Regions from separate parts of the Homo sapiens genome. Here region 1 is linked to region 2. A link is a contact called in ENCODE Hi-C or POLR2A ChIA-PET data. All regions are on one chromosome and are shown on one strand. Each heading gives the region's core, a stretch centred on a gene start or an enhancer-like site at or near the end of the contact. The rest is flanking DNA. Distances are from core to core; before and after follow the strand shown.

Region 1 (5,365 bases), core at 1,069-3,568, 190 kb after region 2:
GCATTTTCATTGCCACGAATCACACATTATGTAACTATTACTAAGCTAATCCCACTAAAGCCTATTAATGTCAGAAAGACTTGGGTGTTTCACTACTAAACTGTCTCTGAGGATGTTTTAACACTTGTTCTTAGGCTGCATTTAATATCTGCAATTATGGGGAAAGGATGCCATGAAAACTATCCTTAAATCCTTTTTTATTTATTTTGTTTTGAGATGGAGTCTCGCCCTGTTGCCCAGGCCGGAGTGCAATGTCACAATCTCGGCTCACTACAACCACCTCCACCTCCCAGGTTCAAATGATTCTCCTGCCTCAACCTCCCAAGTAGCTGGGATTACAGGCGCCCGCCACCACACCCAGCTAATTTTTGTATTTTGAGTAGAGACGGGGTTTTACCATGTTGGCCAGGCTGGGCTCGATCTCCTGACCTCATGACCCACCCACCTCGGCCTCCCAAAGTGCTGGGATTACAGGTGTGAACCATAGTGCCGGCCAAATCCATTTTTAACACAACCAAACAAAACATCAACTTGATTGAGAGCTCCAGGACATTGATTGAGAGCTGTTGCCATATGTTTTTAGGCTCCAGTATATCAAGGCTAAAGTGCTCACCATTGCTAGAGGACAAAAACACACAGCAGCTGCTCAGCAATGCCTAAGCCTGTGGCCCAAGTCGAAAAGAATTAGACCAAGTATTACAGTAATCAGGCCTCAAGCAAGCAAAAGCCTGGCTCAATACTAAGAACCCCCTACTAATGGGGAGAGCACACCTCCATACTCCGGTGCCTGGGGAAACATTTCCCAGGAGTGTGGTGGTGTTCTGCCTGCTGGGAGATAGATACCATTAACCTCTCTTCTTACTATGTTTGAACTCCACTTGCACTCTTATCTCTGAATTTTGTCTTGTTTCCACTAAGTATTGCTTGCCCCTTCTTCTTCATACTCAAAAATATGGATGTAATATACCTGCCTCTAAGGCCCCTTTGAAAGTTCATCTTCACCCCCAAGTTAAACAGAAAACCCTCATGCATGTGTGCAGTCTGATTTCATCTTATGTGGCGCTCCTCCTACTGACAAAATATGTTCTCACTCTGAGAAGTTTCCCTGTGCCGCTTTAGTAATAAACAAATCCACCTGTGTTTGCATCCTAGGCGTTCTCAGTGTACCACACTTGAGCTCTGCCTCCCCGGTTAGGCATCTGCTCTGGAAGCACGAGGAATATTGCTTTCAGTCCTCTTATATTCCTGATACCCTTGACTTTGCAAGGCCTAGCAATACGCGGCACTTACTATAAATTAAATAAATAAAAATCCATTTAAGTCAATCAAACCAACAGCTCTCTGTTTCTCCTGTGAAATGGAGAGGCAGATGAGTAGCCCAGCATTCTGCATGGTTCCCCTGATGCACTCTCCCTGCCCACTGAAGCAGCCCTGCAGTTCCACCCAGTCATTCCCTGCTTCTCTGCACCATAGTGACGGGTCCACCTAGAAGGAAACTCCCTTTAAAAGTTGCTCCATTAAACTGATAAGAACAGATACTACACTTGATTTTAGCCAAGAGGATATGGAGAAATAGGAATGCTTTTACACTGTTGGTGGGAGTGTAAATTAGTTTAACCATTGTGGAAGACAGTGTGGCGATTCTTCAAGGATCTAGAACCAGAAATACTATTTGACTCAGCAATCCCATTACTGGATATATACCCAAAGGATTACAAATCATTCTACTATAAAGACACATGCACATGTATGTTTACTGCGGCACTATTCACAATAGCAAAGACTTGGAACCAACCCAAATGCCCATCGATGATAGACTGGATAAAGAAAATATGGCACATATATATCATGGAATACTAAGCAGCCATAAAAAAAGGATGAGTTCATGTCCTTTGCAGGGACATGGATGAAGCTGGAACCATCATCCTCAGCAAACTAACAGAACAGAAAACCAGAAACTGCATGTTCTCACTCATAAGTAGGAGTTGAACAATGAGAACATATGGACACAGGGAGGGGAACATCACACACCAGGGTGAGGGGCTAGCGGAGGGACAGCATTAGGAGAAATACCTAATGTAGATGATGGGTTGATGGGTGCAGCAAACCTCCATGGCTCGTGTATACCTATGTAACAAACCTGCATGTTCTGCACATGCACCCCAGAACTTAAAGTATAAAATAAAATAATTATAAATTTTTTTAAAAAGTTGCTTCATTCTGGGGACAAGAGACCACCAAGCTGTTGCATGTTAGAACAGACCTACTGGGAGGCAGTAGAGGGCACTGTGGACTCATGCCCATGACACCCCCAATAAGCACACCTATGGCAAAGAGGAAGTGCCTAAGTCCACAGGTCTCGAGTTTGTAGTGCGCATACCTCCTGCCCAAGTCTATTGCTGCTGTTGCTTAGCCCTTTCAATATTCTTTTCTTACATTTTGTTTTTCTTAACTGTATCAAAGCTTGTGAAAAATTCATATCAGTTATTTCAATTTTTCTGAAAGATTCAGTAAATCAGATATTGTTTTAAAACAATCATCACCAAAGCCACGTGGCTTAGTGAGGATTGTTTTAAAACAGTCAATGAGGAAGTTAGGAAATAATTCTTCATCTCCAGACTTAATTGACTAAGTCCCAAAGATTATTACCCTATATTATCTCTTAAATCACACCCCCTCTTACTTAGGACAGGAACATACCCCTGAACAACAGTGCTCAGCTGAGGGGGTGAACAAGGCTAAAACCCAGCCAATCACTGCTGGCAAGGCCTTGAGCCCTGGCTCCAGGCTGCACCTGCCTTAGGAAGGGGCGTCTCTCTACGACACTGAATGGCCTCCTGTGGATCACCACAGACCTGCTTTAACCACCTTAACTGCAACCACCTTGTTCTTGGCCCTTATTTATACGTTGACCACTATGACCATCTCCTAACACTCCTAGAGGTAACTTAAACTGCATACACACACATATATTCATAACTGAACAAGCTTTATGCATATTTACAAATTAAATGTGCCATCACTGAAATTCAAATTAAAAGCATTAATCAAATGTGACCAACATACTGTTTGACTAAAATTGAACCTCTTCTGCTCCAGGGAGGATAAGGAGCTGACAGCTATGTTACAAGATCTATCTAGTTTTGTACTATATAGACCATGTGTTATGCAATGACTCAATATCCAATCAATGTTTTCTCTGATAAAGTCCTTCCAAACTGTCTGTTGGCATCATTTGGCCATTATGAAGTTTATGTTTGTTTTAGTCTCATTATGTGGAAACAGTTAAAGCAGTCCTACTGGAACCCAAATAATCTTATGTTCAAATGTCTACTTGGACTTAAATCTCATTTTAGTACACAGGCAATAAAATAATGATCCCGATAATCCAGATCCAGATAATCCAGAAGGTGCTTATTGTAGTTAAACATAAACAAAAGTAAGCTAATTGCTAAATTTAGAGCCCAAAAGGGCCAGACCACCATCATACCTGAATTTATAGATCAAAAGAAACCAAGTTGAAATCCAACTCTTTCCTTACAGGTTTTAATATTAGATGGCTACAGGAGGACTCAGGCTTAGAAAACACCACTTCTCATGCTTATGGTATTAAGCCCTCCTTTCAGTAAATAAGGAAGGGGATATATCCTCCATGAGAAACTTAAATAAATATAGCTGTTCTTCCACTGACCTATATTTCCTATCAGAGAACACCAAATACTATGTAAATAGAAAATAACTCTACTGTTGAGATAATCTATAAGAGGGTCAGCAAACCATAGCTTTAGGGCCAAATCCAGTTCTTGCCTTGTTTTTGTACTTCCTGAAAGCTAAGAATTTTTACATTATTAAAGGATTATTAAAAATGAATTTATAATGGAGACAGTATGATAGGTCACAAAGTCTAAAATTTTCTACCCTGTCTATGTAAAGTTTTCCAACCACTGAACTAGATAATACCCTAATAAAGAATATTACCAATGAAAACTACATAGAGCTATTCATCATTTCTATGTAAATTCACTGTCAAAAAATGATCATCAGAAATAAGATGGACATATTTTACCATCCATGAACTTTTATTTCTTGGACTTCTATGTAATAAGGGTTCATCAGTGAATGTCCATGTAGAACATTTTTTGTCCAGTCAAGTCTAATGTGTTTAAACTGGCCAGTATTTGATAAGACTAACATCTTTATCACAGCCTCCATCCTGAACTGCTTGCCTTCATCCAACTCAAGCCCCATTACCTAACGTTTTCCTGAATGTTAGTCCTCCTGAGAGCTCAATTTGCCCTCTTTGGGCAGCATTGCCTTGATCACAAATCTGCTGCTCAAGACCCCTTTTCTGGCTCTGATCTCAATTTCCATTTGCAATCACTCATTTGATTATGCTCTTCAGAACAAACCAGGATTGTCTCACTAAGTCTAGCCCGTTCTTACAAGACAGTTCTTACTGTACTTACTGTACAATGCAGCTGATGAATGCCCATACTGGGATGAAGCCAGGCATACTGTCACCCAGTGACTTGGAAATTTAATACTCAACTGATGATGCCAGGATAGGAAGCCAGCCAAACTGGCTCAGTCAAAACAAAAATCTTCTTTCCTTTCTTTTGATTTTTGCTCCAAAATGGCTAATTCATTTGATGGGGAACTTGAGTTTTCTTTATAGAGTGAAATTGAGAAAGATAATAATTAATTTTGAAAATATATACAGAAACATTGGAGCTCTAAGGCAGTCTGAGGCAATGCCTTTTAACTAGGAGCCAGAGATCCCTATGACAATGCTTCTCAGTGTTTGGTCCAGCTCACTTAAACCAGAATTCTCTTGAGTGCTTATTAAAAATTTGGAATCCTGGGACTAACTCTCTAATATCTGATGAATCAGAATTTTTGAGAATGGAGTCCCACTATTATTGTGGTTGATAAAACTTCTGGACCAAGACTTAAGAGGCCAACATATGGTCTTTAGGGGATTTTCTTATCCACTGAAATTATTTGCAAAAATACATGATGGTTGATGGTTCGAAGTGCATTTTTCTAAAATGACCCTATTCATCTTCATCAAATTATCAAAGCAATCTATAGTTTGAAATAAGAATCACTTGTTTTAAAGGAAAATAAAATTGAATCAAAATACAAAGCTTAAATTTCTCTGAGCACCATTTCCTGCATGACTGGTAAGTCTTGCCTTCTCTGGGAAGCCATTCTTCCTTCTTGCCCATGTGCCATACAGCTCTTCATACATACCAGCAGCTTAGACCTCCAGGAATTTCCATTTCACCCAGGGAAGCAGCTTTGGTAACTTCTCTTTGAGATCAGAGCTCCCGTATGGTGAATCTGGGGTCTCAATTTACTGTTC
Region 2 (5,323 bases), core at 54-2,553:
GAAGTCCAGGGGCACAATTTAGCTTTGTGATACTACCTTGGAGATGGCAGAGCTGGAGCATGGACCAGGGCTCAATTCCCATAACTAAGACAGGAGCATGCTGATGTTTCATATTGACACTGTGAACAACAGACATCCTCTGACTTGGTGACTCGTCTTTGCTCTGCAAATACATATGCTACTGTAATTGCTAAAAAATTACTTTGGACTCGCAGTTCAAATGGCTAAGTAATGTGGCCTCAGGTTTTTCCCAGGAACTCTTGCCATGTTTAAACAAACCCCAAGAATGACTGGGTAACACCCTGAGAATTGGCACTCGGTGGTACGCCAACAGCTTGGCTATCCGGAACGCTTCTGTCTGACTGCTTTTCCAAATTCAGTGTCTCCCAATCCAACCACGAAATGGCTGAGAAAAATGCCTCCATCCATCTTTTCCAGGGCATTCACCTCTTCCACTTCCTCACATGACCCTTTCCTACTTCAGCTGCTTTAGTTGGACTGTTTTTCCTTCCTCACCCTCCCACTCACTTCACAGAGCCGGTTTTAGTTTCTATCTAGTGAACACCGCAGTGAAGGAAAGCCAACATTTTTTTCAATCAGGAGAGTGAAGAGTGGAACTAGCCATCAGGACAAACTTACTTCATCTAGCAAATGTTCATCTGCTATTTTAACATCTTAGTTAGATCATATGGCCGCGGCAGCCAAAGTCCACAGGGCAACAGGCTGTACTGATACAATTAGCCTATGTACCTTCCCATTCCTGGAAGTGCTTTTCCTTGATTATCCTTGAATATCAACAGTTCTTAATTTCCAAAGACAGGACATATAACCTAACTCCCAAATCCCACAAAGAGAAGAAAAACCTGGCTCCCATCCACTCCTATGTTCCCAGCAACAGTCCCATAGACTCTACTTCTTCACAGTTTCGCTGAACAGTTACACTGAACTTTTCCACCACTTATACACTTGGTTGGAGCCAACATGTGTTCCTCCCGTATCATGTTTTTAGTAATTAGAAAGTAATTCTCTGAAGCAGAGAATGCTCTGGTTTGCCAAGAACAAGCTCTGTTGATGACTTCTGAGTGCTGCAAAGGGTTTTGCTGTGGGCTCCATTACAAAAATAATCACTTCGCTGACTACAGAGTCAATTTACTCCCTCAACGTGGGCCACCATTTGCCTAGCATTCTCCTAAAAGAATTTCCCTTTGAAAACTGGAATTTTGTAAACAGTTCATAGTCAGATCCAAGTTAGCTAGAGGTAATGAAGGTCTTTATTACCACTTTTAAATATCAAATGTTGGAATCAATGAAGTAGAATGAGCTCATTATTACTCACCAGATGGTATGAGGAGTCATGAAAGATAATCAAACATTCTTTAGTTTGACAAACAGTGGGTTTCCCAGCCCCCTAAATAGTCTTTTCTCCATTCTAGATATTAGGGTAAGCATATGATTATTGTCAATGTATACAGGTAACCAGTGCTGGATTCACACAGAACTATGAAATCAGCAAAGCTGACCTTCACTGTGTCTCCCATCCTGAATGTATTTTCCAGCTTTATAGTTTCCCTTCAACTTTCATTTTGAGATGCCTTTATTCTAAGGCTTCTCTATAAAATATAGGAGAGTGTTAATGGCTGAAACATTATTTTTTTTTCAAATCTATTTTTATGGTATTCTTTTTTTAAATTTTATTATTATTATACTTTAAGTTTTAGGGTGCATGTGCACAATGTGCAAGTTTGTTACATATGTATACATGTGCCATGTTGGTGTGCTGCACCCATTAACGCGTCATTTAGCATTAGGTATATCTCCTGATGCTATCCCTCCCCTCTCCCCCTACCCCACAACAGTCCCCGGTGTGTGATGTTCCCCTTCCTGTGTCCATGGACTGACACATTATTGATGTTCATAGGAAAGTTGTTTTAGCCTGATGGGATTTTCTAAGATGCATGCGTGAAATTCTAGGCACCAGCCATCAGGGGGAGCAGTTGTGGTTTTGTGTGGTGGGTCTTCCTGGTCTTTGCGGAATCAGAATTTAGTCTTACAGTTTCCTGCAGGTGAATAACCTACTTTACCAAAATGTGGAGATGGCTCATTCATTACCTGAAGAAGAACAAGGATGCAACTACTGTTCTTTAATGCTAATATGGAGCATCACATTGTCATTTGTAGTTAGGAATGACTTTCCCTGATAATAATGTCTGTTAGGTTCTGGCAACATTCTTTCAGACCTGTAAGTCTTGGGTAATAGTCACTGGATAATATTCGTAGTTCTCTCCCGCAGTGAATAAGTGGTGAAGGTTAAATTATTCCAAAAATGGATGTGGGCAATATTTAAGAAATTCTGATTTTATGACTTATGTTGCCTTGAAATATAATATTTTAATCATATATTTATATAATTTTTACTTAAAAGGAACTCAAAATACATTGCAGATGTTATTAAGGTGAGGAGTATAGCACCATAGTAGCTAGGATTTATTGAGTGTTTCCTACGTGCCAGGAGCTTCAAACAATTCTACATCCACATGGCAATCCTAATAAATAGATATTATTTTTATTTATTTATTTATTTATTTATTTATTTATTTATTTCGACGGAGTTTCACTCTTGTTTCCCAGGCTAGAGTGCAATGGTGCAATCTCGGCTCACTGCAACCTCCACCTCCCGGTTCAAGTGATTCTCCTGCCTCAGCCTCCCATGTAGCTGGGATTACAGGCGCCTGCCACCACGCCTAGCTAATTTTTGTATTTTTAGTAGAGACGCGGTTTCGCCATGTTGGCCAGGCTAGTCTCGAACTCCTGACCTCAGGTGATCCGCCCGCCTCGACCTCCCAAAGTGCTGGGATTACAGGCATGAGCCACCACGCCTGGCCCTATTATTTTTTCTAATTAACAGATGAAGGAACATATTAAGCAATTTGCCCAAAATCACAGGCAAGAATTTGAACCCTATTAGTCTGACTCCAGAGCTTGGGTCTTAGCAGCACCAAAGGTAACAGTACCTATGTTTAAAAGGATAAAATTAGGAATTTATTGAAAAATATAAGTGGTCAAGCTGGGATGGAAAACTAGTTTTGTTGTTGGTCTTTTTTCATTCCCAAGCAAGAACATGTTTTACTGCCTATCCCACTGAATTCTAGCCAAAGATTTCTCTGTAATAGAACAATAGAATAACTTTCCAAAATATGGTAAGAATGCAGATAGACTAGCAGTGGAGTAAATTCCCTTTCTCAAAGCAGGCAAGGAGGGTGCAGAGGGGTTAATCCTGATGACCCTTGTCAAGGGAGGACACTCCCAGATATAGCCTAGGCCATAAGGCCCAAGTCTCTTCTCTTTCTGAAATTCTGCTCTATCCCCTTTTAGCTTGTGAACCCAAAACTGGAAAGCTGCTTGGCTCTGTTTCCTCAGTTTTTGTTCTTGACATAGCAATCCAACGTTACTTACTCTTCATTTACTCTACACCTACCCCATCCGTCCTCAACAGACCATGATATCAGACCTTGGTTTTTAATTCCCCTCCCTTTCACTTAGTGCTTTAGGAAAGACATTGTTGACATTGGACCAAACCTCACTATTATTAACTCAGACCTGAGATACTTCTTCTGGTATATAACATTGTTTAACAGATTTCAAATACTCCAAACTGGATTTTCTTAAACCTCTAATGCAGCAGAATCATAGAGATCTTTAAAAATATGGATTCTAAAGAAAACATGACCTTGAAATAGACATATAGTTACAAAATAGGAAACAAAAAGCGTTAAATGAGAATGCACATTTCATGACAATTACTCGAACTTACACATGTAATTCTGTGAACTTTTCTGTGTGTTATACTTTAAAAAAACAAGTTTACCTTCAAAAGTATATGTTTCTGGGGTTTTTCTCCAGGCCTCATGAGTCAGCAATTCCTGCATTAGAGTCCAGGAAATTTTATTGTTAAATTGTCCTTAGTCATTGAGATAAGCAATTAGTTTGGCGAAGTACCAAAACTCCTAGGAGAGCAAATAGTATGTTAAGAATTCTAAGGCCAGGAGGATGAGGTTTATTTCCCACACAGAGAATGATTCTGGAAAACAATTAGATTGGGAAAATGTGCATTTCACTCCTACAAAGTCATGTGCCACTGCCTGGATGAACAGAGTATATATGTGATGCAGCCCCCTATTTTAGTCCACTAAGAGCCACCTTTCTTCTTTCAACTGCAGCCTATAGCTGTAGAGACAAGAGCAGAACTGCAGAATGTCACCATTTGAGAGGCCCTTTACCCACATTCTTGTCCTGATGAGTCACTCACTGGTTAAATACAGTAGGTAACCTTTGTGTGCTGAATCCCAGCCTCTGAAATCATGCAGCAGGCCAACTCACTACAGTGAAAAACAAGCCTCCCCTTCCTCCTTCTGTGGTGGCAATAACTCAGTTGTGGGCTACAGGAGATCCTTGCGTGCCAAGTGAGCAAGTTATGGGGTTCCTGGTAAAGAGAAGTTGCTTGTTTGGATCAAGTTAGATGGATGTAAATTTTGAAAAGGCCAAACAAATGGGTGATGCTCTCTTGTTTAGCATTTGTACTAAGTTATCTTCACAAAGAGCTATACAAAGGCTTAAAATAAAATCAACCAGTCTCAATTCTTCCAGCCTGGGAGAAAAGAAACGCCCATTAGGACACTGATCTTTAAGATGCTACCTCCTTCAGAAAAGTGGCAAAATGACCACAAGATGTTTGTGTACTAAATGTGTACTAAACTGAATGTACACTAAACCAAATTCTTGAAATTCCATCCATTTACCCTTTCACCCATTTCCAAAATTACACTTCCCCAGTCTTTCCACCTAATGAGTGGCTCCACTATTCACCATGATAATTAGGTGGAAAACCTAGGAGTCATCCTTGCCTCCTCCCTTTTCTCATACTCACTATGCAATCCATGAAACCATTATGATCCCTTATCTGGTGTAGTTGATGCTGTTCTGCACTACCGCAATGTCTCCCTTTAGAACTAAAGTACACATTCCATATGACTTCAGCAGAAGTACTGACCGGAAGACATCAGCCATTCTGTCACTGTCCACCCTACAGCTGGTACAACAGGTGTATTAACAGAATAGCCATGGTCACAAGAGTGGAGCCTATGCTTGGGCCCATCAGTATGAGATTTCACTTACCAAAGCTCATTTGGTTATTACTGCCACTAAGTTGTTTTTTGTTTGGTTGTTTGTTTCGTTTTTTTTTAGATGGAGTCTTGCTCTGTTGCCCAGACTGGAGTGCAGTGGTGTGATCTCGGCAACCTCCGCCTCCTGGGCTCAAGCAATTCTC

What was found. Hi-C counts contacts between places; a loop is a spot of excess contacts on that map. ChIA-PET counts read pairs that join two places held with the same protein, here RNA polymerase II (POLR2A). Pooled maps may share reads with other maps.
Region 1: a loop to region 2 is called in a map of HepG2, with 5 times the contacts of the local background. The contact joins two enhancer-like sites. A Hi-C loop is called at or near these places in 3 of 168 maps with a recorded cell type or tissue (HepG2, IMR-90 and cardiac septum) and 4 of 50 pooled maps. POLR2A ChIA-PET finds 5 or more read pairs at or near these places in 1 of 52 experiments (BJ).

What each region holds. Positions count from the first base shown.
Region 1 is chr15:39,310,878-39,316,242 of GRCh38, forward strand. The region is part of intron 1 of LOC105370777 (a long non-coding RNA gene); the gene reads right to left. Among named protein-coding and RNA genes, the nearest start is that of LINC02915, 63 kb to the left of the region's middle. Within about 2 kb of position 2,319, at least 2 of the 41 ENCODE cell types and tissues checked have a DNase peak (open chromatin) inside an H3K27ac peak, as active enhancers do.
Region 2 is chr15:39,124,113-39,129,435 of GRCh38, forward strand. All of the region lies in intron 1 of LOC105370777 (a long non-coding RNA gene), which reads right to left. Among named protein-coding and RNA genes, the nearest start is that of LINC02915, 120 kb to the right of the region's middle. Within about 2 kb of position 1,304, at least 5 of the 41 ENCODE cell types and tissues checked have a DNase peak (open chromatin) inside an H3K27ac peak, as active enhancers do.